Linked DNA regions of Homo sapiens: all the other regions are linked to region 3. Evidence: chromatin contacts called from ENCODE Hi-C or POLR2A ChIA-PET data. All regions are on one chromosome and are shown on one strand. The core of a region is the stretch at or near the end of the contact, and the rest is flanking DNA. Distances in the headings are between cores, read along the strand shown. Region 1 holds the start of PHF8 (PHD finger protein 8). Region 2 holds the start of KDM5C (lysine demethylase 5C). Region 3 holds the start of UXT (ubiquitously expressed prefoldin like chaperone).

What was found. Hi-C counts contacts between places; a loop is a spot of excess contacts on that map. ChIA-PET counts read pairs that join two places held with the same protein, here RNA polymerase II (POLR2A). Pooled maps may share reads with other maps.
Region 1: a loop to region 3 is called in a map of naive thymus-derived CD4-positive, alpha-beta T cell, with 19 times the contacts of the local background. The contact joins the promoter of PHF8 here to the promoter of UXT in region 3. A Hi-C loop is called at or near these places in 1 of 168 maps with a recorded cell type or tissue (naive thymus-derived CD4-positive, alpha-beta T cell) and 9 of 50 pooled maps. POLR2A ChIA-PET finds 5 or more read pairs at or near these places in 1 of 52 experiments (Panc1).
Region 2: a pooled map shows a loop between it and region 3 (7-fold over the local background). The contact joins the promoter of KDM5C here to the promoter of UXT in region 3. A Hi-C loop is called at or near these places in 4 of 50 pooled maps.

The regions. Positions count from the first base shown.
Region 1 is chrX:54,043,153-54,045,892 of GRCh38, forward strand. PHF8 (PHD finger protein 8) reads right to left here and starts at 1,321. Exons shown (of 22, transcript NM_015107.3): 1 at 610-1,321. RefSeq lists enhancers at 993-1,242, 1,453-1,912 and a silencer at 1,263-1,432.
Region 2 is chrX:53,223,769-53,226,468 of GRCh38, forward strand. It overlaps KDM5C (lysine demethylase 5C), which reads right to left and starts at 1,439. Exons shown (of 26, transcript NM_004187.5): 1 at 972-1,439. The coding sequence starts at 1,121. It also overlaps a transcript of IQSEC2 not described here. RefSeq lists enhancers at 981-1,080, 1,321-1,700, 1,539-1,833, 1,711-1,760.
Region 3 is chrX:47,657,926-47,660,625 of GRCh38, forward strand. UXT (ubiquitously expressed prefoldin like chaperone) reads right to left here and starts at 1,255. Exons shown (of 7, transcript NM_004182.4): 1 at 1,190-1,255; 2 at 905-1,011. The coding sequence starts at 1,002. UXT-AS1 (UXT antisense RNA 1) reads left to right here and starts at 908. Exons shown (of 2, transcript NR_028119.1): 1 at 908-1,255; 2 at 1,970-2,186. RefSeq lists enhancers at 599-1,102, 1,087-1,346, 1,103-1,604 and silencers at 827-906, 1,185-1,524.

The DNA.
Region 1 (2,740 bases), core at 71-2,570, 6.4 Mb after region 3:
CTCCCCTAGCTGACCCCTGTTTCACAGGGCTCCCTCTATTATGACGCAAACCACAGCGTCAAAAATGAGGCTGGGGGTATCTCAAGACAAGACCCTCCTCTCACCACCTGAAATAGGGCCAACCAGAGAGAGATAAGGGATCCCTGAAAGTCTCTTCAGGTTACTCAAAGCCTTCACGAACAAGACAGACAAGACTAGGCGCCCAACTCAAATCACAGTTCTGGGGTCGTGTTCGGAGAGTTTAAATAATCCTTTCCATCACTCTCAATATCATTCCTTCCCCGACCAGTCAGGAGTCTCATCACCCCCAAAACTGAAATAAATATAAATCTCTAAACTGACCAGCTCGTTCTGTACTTTAAAGATGACAGGGTTCTGGCTGCATCCCTGAAACTCAAAAGGATCTATTCAAAACCCCTCAAACTGACTAGAATTTCCTCACACTCCCGAAACTAAGCAAGGATTCTTTTGCATCGCTCGGAAACTGGCAGCGTTTCCTTGCAGCCCCCCCTCAAACTGATGAGAGCTCCCTAGTCTCCCCAAATGTTCAGGTACCTCACAGTATATCCTAAAACTGACAGTAATAGCCTCGCAGCCCCCAAAACTTACAGGAATCTTAACGCTTCCCCAACTGACAGGAACCTCCTCACGCCCCAAACCTGACAAGAACGTCTTCAGTCCAGAATCCTACAGGGACCTCCTCATGCTTTGGGCTGCAAGGACTCCACGCCCGCGGAGCTCAGCCCCAGCGACACGCCGGCAGCCGGGCTAGCTCCGGGACTGCGAAGCGCCTCAGCGGAGGCTCGTCCGGTAGTTCCGGCCCCTACGGCGACGCGCGTCGAATTCTGGGATAGTCCCCGTACCGCCGGGAACCTCGCTCGCCTTCCCCTCGAGCCCCCCGCTGGGTCGCGCGGCGCCAGCCGCTCAACGGTGCTTCAGAGCAGCCTCCTCCACAACATTCCCCTCGGCCCGGCCGTTCGGGCCTACTGGAGACCGCGGCTTGGGCCTAGTCTGGCGGCCGCCCGGCGAACGGGCAAGTGGCGTCGTCGCTGGGCCGGCAGGAGATACTCGCGAGCAAACCAACGGGGAAAGAGATGAACCGGCCGCCACGTCCGAGGCACACGGCCCGAAAAGTCGCTGGGAGAAGCCCAGTGGCGGTGGTAGGCAATTCGGAGTAGTCAATAAAGTTTATTCAAAACAATGAGGAAGTTGAGGCGGAGAGGGGAGGAGAAATACGGGATAAACAGCTACCATGTTGAGAGTGGCGGCGCTACCCAGACAACCAAGGCGACCGCCATCTTATGAGGGCTGGACTCGCGAGGTGAGCGCGGCGGAGGCGGGGAACCGCGAGCCGCCGGCTCCCGGGTGACGTCATCGGGGGGGCGGGGCGCCACCTTGAGAAAGGAGGGCGGTTCTCAGCCACCTTTGGACCCGCTCGTCTCTTTAAGGTGCCCAATCGCCGCTGAAGACCTTGAGCCCAGAGGCGGAGAAGCCGCCATCTTAGGCGAGGCAGACGTTTGGCTCCATTTTGAGTGGGGCCCGAAACTTCCTAGCCTTCCCCCTCCTCCGGGCAAACAGGGAGTTCAGCTACCCCGACTCGCACACTCCTCCTCCCCAGCCTTCTCCTCCTATGAGAGGAGGTGAACTCGGTGACTCCAAACTACAAAATTAATAGGTGGCGGCGGGGGCGGGCTTCAGCCGGGGTAGAGGCGGAGTACTCACCGCGGCTCCTGTTCATTGAGCACCTTCGATAGGCTGGGCTCTTTCCCACGGTCTCTGCGTTGTTGGTTCTTCCCCCTGTGAAGGAAGCTCTGTGATTATCACCAAATGAAGGCAGGGGCTTCGAGAAGCCAAGTGACTTGAGTCCCGGAGCAGGGACGTTGAACCTTGTGCCCTGTGCTACCCGCGTTCTGTCCCCAGGCCCTCAGTGTAGTTCCTCTGTAAAGCTGCTGCCAACTCCACAACTCCCTCTGAACTCTTCTTTGACCCTACTGTTTCACTTCAGTTCAAATACAGTTCAAGGATTTGTTTGCACCTGTCCCACAATTTTCTGACTATAGCCTGAGGGGAGGGGAGAGGAGGGGGGATGAGAGGAAAGGCTGAGTTAGTGGAGCTTTGCTGAGTTAGTGGAGCTTCGTACATATGCTTCAAGATGGCCTAGGTTTTCTCAAACATTCTAGAAAATTCTCTAGGAGTTATCTTACTATTTCATTTTCTTAAAGGGTCCCATTGCTTTAAAAAGGAAATGTGTGCGTGCACACAATTTACTAACCAGTGATGGTGGGGTAGGCCCTGGGGATGCAATGGTGAAAACAGGGCCTCTGGAGTGGGAGGGCATCTGCCAGTGCAGGAAACAAAGTTGCGAGTAAACAATTGGAATAGAAGGCACAGTAAGCACACAAATACCACCTGCAAAATGACCTTTGCAAAATGCAACATGAAGCTACAAAAGAGCCTTACAAGCTGCTTGCAGCTGCTGTAAGAAAGACGGCAGGGGGACATGGACGATTAAGTTCACTTAAATAAACAAGCGAGAACATTGTACTCAAAAGGATCAACGTGTACAAATGCATGGAGGCACATAGAAAAATATTTACTAGAAGTTGAATATTGTTGGAACAAGGAAAACAGAAGAGAGATAGGTAGGAGGTCAAACAGTAAAGGGTCACAACATGAAAGATTGCGAAATGCAAAAGAGTTTAGATTGTATGCAGTTAGCAAAAAGAAAACACAGGTTTTT
Region 2 (2,700 bases), core at 189-2,688, 5.6 Mb after region 3:
TTCTGTTCTGCGGGCCCAAGAGTGCCCTATCCTCTGGGATCTCCTACATCCTGGACCAGAGGAGAGTAGAAATCTTCTGAGAAGGACTCACACCCCACCACCAAGCTGACCGGTCCAAACATCTCCATAGGAAGTCAAGTCTGCGGGATGATGTGCAGAAAAGGCCTTGACATTGCCTTCAACGAGGAAAAGAAGAGGACAATTCCCTGAACCCACCTCAAGGGAGACAGAGCAATCCCTGTGAGACTGATTTCCTGACTGGTCCAGCAGGCCAGGATATTATCATAGATGAATTGGCCTGGCAAGGTATGAGTAAATATGAGTCAACCTACATAGGAATAAACCAATGACCACATCAAACACCCTCACAGTCACAATAATTACCACTTATCTAGTGCGTACTACATACAGACGCTACCTAGTTTAATTCAATCCTCTAAATAACCATTTCTGGGATCCATTTCACGGGCTCAGAGAGATTACTTCTACTTTCCCAAGGTCACACAGCTGCTCAGCTTCAAAGTGGAGTTTTGAACTCAAGTCTGTCTCCCTTCAGGACTGCGATCTTTCTATTAATACTATACTATGCTGCCTGCCTTAAAGGAAGTGATGACAACAGATTGGAGAAACGTCTTATTTTTACAGCCTCGACCTAGGTGGCCCGGGCTAAGAGATGTGCGGGGTGCCTCTCTGTGAACTCCCTCCGGCCCACTAGGAATCCCTGTCTTAAACCCGGAGTGATTCTGAAGGGCCGGGGTGGGGGTGGATCTCTGACTCCAGGTCACCTGTGGGCCTCACACCACGAGAGGACCCCTGGCCCAACACCCTTTTTCCGATCCGCGCCGCAACCACAACGGTCCCAGCCACCCCCTCTCCCCACCTCGAGCTGCCCTCCGCCCCAGACTTCGCCGCTGGCTATCCTACTGCTTCATTCCGTCTCGCCGCCGGCGAAAACCGGCCCCGGGGCTTACCGCGGGTGGGCGGATCTTGCAAATGCCCGATTTCTCTGCGATGGGCCTGATTTTCGCGATGTAGCCAAGAGGGTCTCGGAACTCGGCCCAGCTAGGCTCGAACACCGGGCACTCCGGTGGCGGTAGGAAATCGTCGGACCCCGGCTCCATGGTGGGCCCGAGGTCTGGGCCAGGGATCGGGAGGCTTGGACCGCCCTTAAGGACTCATGGCGCCGCCGCTGTTTGAAGCCGAGGCAATGCTCGGAGGCTAGGCCCTAAGCGGGGCAGCCGCCGCCCGCCGAGGGCCTAAGGGGGCGTGTGGCCGTCGTGCTCTGAGAGTCTCAGGCTGACTCTACTGCTACCGCCTCTTCGTCCCGCTCCGTTTCTTCCAAACTGTGTGGTTGCCTCCCCACTACCGCAGCCTTCGCCACCACAGTTACCTCCCAAACGCCGCGGCCTTCAGCGCCGCCGCCGCCATCTTGGTTTGTCAGCGTCTCCCCTCCCCACACCACAACAAACCGGATCCTTCCGCGGGGTGTCCTTCCGAGCCTCGTATACGTTGCGTCACACCAAGCCCTAGGAAACCTTCATATAGTGGAGACCGAGCTAAATAGGCTGGTATGGGTTTCTATTTGGAAGGGGTTACTCAAAAGTACCACCCCGGACTGAGAGAAAATAGTTCATTGCAACGGCGGAGGAACAAGATTGTAATTAGTTTGCCGGATCGTCTTTCCGGATGGACCGGCGGTGCACGTTTAAAGGCCAGTGATGCGCATGCGCGTTATGGAGACCGGAAGAGGAGCTGGTGTCCGTGGGTGGTGGAGTCAAACCGGCACTCCCCCGCAGACCTCAACCAGGTCGCTAGCCCCGCACCAGTGTTCTCTGTCCCTTCTCCCTGGTCTTAACGGTATGGGCCGCGGAAGGCGGCTCTGGGAGCCTGATTGCAAAGGACCCCTTATGCTGGCCCGCGGGATGGGGGGAGATGTACTAGGCTCCAGCTCTAGACACTGACACCTCTGGGGCTTTGAAATAAGGAAGGCAGGAAGCTGCTCACTCCCCGGGGATTATGGATTTTTAGGATTCTGAGTCCCAAGTAAAGGAAGGAAATCTTTATTTCATCCAAGGTTACAGGTAGAGAGATGGGGTTTCGATTCTTACCCCCCAAAAGTCACTGGGAGTCAGCATTTTAATGAACGCTTTCAACTGTTCTGTATTCACTTTTACCATGTACACATTTGTGGCATATACTCCTACAAAATAAGCCTGTGTGTATGTATACTTTAACTATTGGATGTTTAGCAACGGCGTATTTATCCAGTGTCAACTGTGTAAAACACCTGTTTGCCCATTTGTGAGCCTACAGTGCACTTACCAAACATCCGTGTACTTTTATTGTATTTATTGTGTATAGCCCCTGTGCATTTGGTACCAACTGTATGTACATTTAGTCCTATCGTGTGCATGTTCCTTGAGCAGTTTCTGAATAGGTTCATTGCAACTACAGTACTTTGAATGAGTATCATCAAACCAGTACTTTGTACATATACATCAGGCATCTACTGATTGGAGGATCATCTGTGTCATTCATCAGCTGTGGACCTACTGCATATAGTTTGAACACCTACTGTGCAAATATTTGAGTACTTGCGTACATGCTGATTAAGTAATTTTGTTTTCCCCCATCAGACTATGAATTCCTTAAGGGCAGGGACCATGTGGCCTTATACATCCTTAGCACTTGGCATGTTAA
Region 3 (2,700 bases), core at 5-2,504:
ATCATGACCCTCTGAGACTCTCATGTCACCATACACTGAAAAGGCTTTTTAGTGCATAAGTTAATTTTCGGCTCTGGGTCAGACTGCCTGGGTTTGGATCTGGGCTCTATCCTTTATAGATGTGTGACTTTGGCAAGTAAATAACCTGTTTGGGACTCAGTTTCCCCATTTATAAAATACAGATGACAGTATTACCTTGTAGAGTCATTAGGATTAAATGAGCGTTTACTACAAAGCATCTAGAATAATGCTTATCAAATGGTAAACTCTCTATATACATGTTAGTTATAATTACTATTATTATACTCCCAATACTGAACTCCAATCATAATGTCCCATCCTCACCCTAGAAAAATCCTCCATCCCTTTTAGGATGCTCATAGGCCTAGTTCTGAACACCTTATTTCCTGCTTAGATTAACAAAGATTGCAATAATATTTCTTCATACTCATTGAACCTCTACTATGTTTCAGGCATCCATGCTAAATTCTTGACAAAGATGGGACACATCAAAAACTCAAAACCACTGCATGGGGAAGGTTCCAGAAAACTCCCCATTTCACAGAAGAGTAAAGTTTATAGGGCACAGAAAGGCGAGGTAGGACGTATTCACAAGGATGAAGAATGGCCGAGCCAGGATTCGAACCCGAGAACTGTGGCTCCAGAAAACAAGCCTTAATCTGTTAAACATCGGAGGCCGCGCATGCGCTGACACGCCCCTGCTATGAACGCCACGTCCCAGCCAAACTGCACCCCGGATGTCGTCCCCACTTCTCGCTCCAAGGAGCGCGGGGCCGGACTCTGAACGCCTCGCCCGCCAATTCAAAGGGTTGGCCCTAACTTTGAACGCCCCACCCACCACGTGGAATGTTCCAAACGCCCCGCCCCCCGCACTGTCACTCACCGCAAGTCCCGCTGCAGCACGTCACTGATGAAGGTCTCGTAGCGCAGCACTTTCTCCCCCGTGGCCTCCACCGCCCGCCGCTTAGGGGGCGTCGCCATGATGGGCTCCTGGGGAGTGGGGAGGGGGAAGACCATGTTGACCGATCCAGTTTGGCCTCACACACAGTTCATCTCTACCCTCTCAACGCTGGGAATCGGCTTGTCCGGCTCAAGCTGGAGGTTCAGCCTTCCGCCCCTCCCAACTCGGGGACCCGACCACCCAGGGACACCCAAGCGCGGCCTTTACCTCAGGCCGCCAGCAATAAGAACGGTTGGTAGGAACCGCGGCTTCCGGGTGGCGCGGGTGAATGACGTAAGTGGCAAGCGCGCTGGCCAACCAAATAGCCAGTTGGGGAGGGGCGGGCCTGAGTGGAAGAAGACGGGCCAAAGGGGAGAAGAGAAGGGCAGGGCTTCACGGAATCCGAGGAGATCAAAGAAGACTAGGGCGTGCGAGCAGGGGCCGTCTGGCAATAAACCGGCCAATGGGGGACTGCAAAAGCGGCGCCTGGAGCCTATGGAGACCGTGTGTGGCTGGTGGGGGTGGGATTTAATGGGATTTGGCGGGTTCTAAGGTAGGCGCGACGCACAGGTGGAGGTAGAGGAAGTGAAGAGTTTAATATTTAAAAGGACCTAAAAATTGACTATGGTTCTGGTCTATAAGGAAGATCCCGTGTGATCTGTCGGCCTGGATATTGATTTTTCACACGGGAGGTTTGGATTTCACTCCTGGCAATGGGACTGAGTATAAGCATTTAAAAGGTTTTAAACAGAGACAGGTTTTCTAAAATTCATCTTTGATAACTCCAGCTCTGCACTCGCAACCCATAAGTGAGGCTCAAGTGGAAATTGACAACACTCTCTGTCTAATCACCTCGTTTGATAGTCAAATGGAGAGGGTGGCTGAAGTCCTCTGCCGAAGATTGGCCATCTTGTAGTTAGGCATAGTTCCCATGTTTTTATTTAAATGGTAAGGTTTTTGTGAATTTATTCTTATGCACTAGAGTGACTGAGTGAATTTATTTTTCAGGTTAGATTTTCAAACAAGAACTTATAACCCAGCAAGAATGGGCCTTTGCCTGGAGAAGAATCCAGACCATGGGATGAATCCCCAAATGCTATTTCCATCTGTAGAGCCTAGAGCACCCACCCCTACCAAGGAAGTCTTCCCAGATAATTTGTGTTTCATATGTAAAAGCAAGTTTTTTTTTTCAAATGCTCAAAACCCAAGCAAGTTAAGCCCTTCCTTCCTTCCTTCCTTCCTTTCTTTTCTCTCTCTCTCTCTTTCTTTCTCTCTCTCTCTCTTTCTTTCTTTTTTTTCTTTTTTAGACAGGGTCTGTGTCCCCTAGGCTGGAGTGCAGTGGTATGATCATGACTCATTGCAGCCTCAACCTCCCAGGCTCAAGTGATCCTCCCGCTTCAGCCTCTGGAGTACCTGGGACTACTGGCATACACCACCACGCCCATCTAATTTTTAAAAAAGTTTTTGTAGAGACAGAGTCTCACTATGTTGCCCAGGCTGGTCTCAAACTCCTAGGCTTAAGTGATTTGCCCACCTCGGCCTCCCAAAATGCCGAGATTATAGGCATGAGCCAGCACACCTGGCCAAGTTAAGCTTTTCTTTGCCCTTAGAACGAGATAATTGTAAAATGAAAACATTGAGATTAGTTTTTTTGGTCTGTAAATCTCATGTTACATATAGTTTAAATTACATTGAGTGTGATTGGAATAGATACTAGGTAGAAAAATATTATCTAGTTA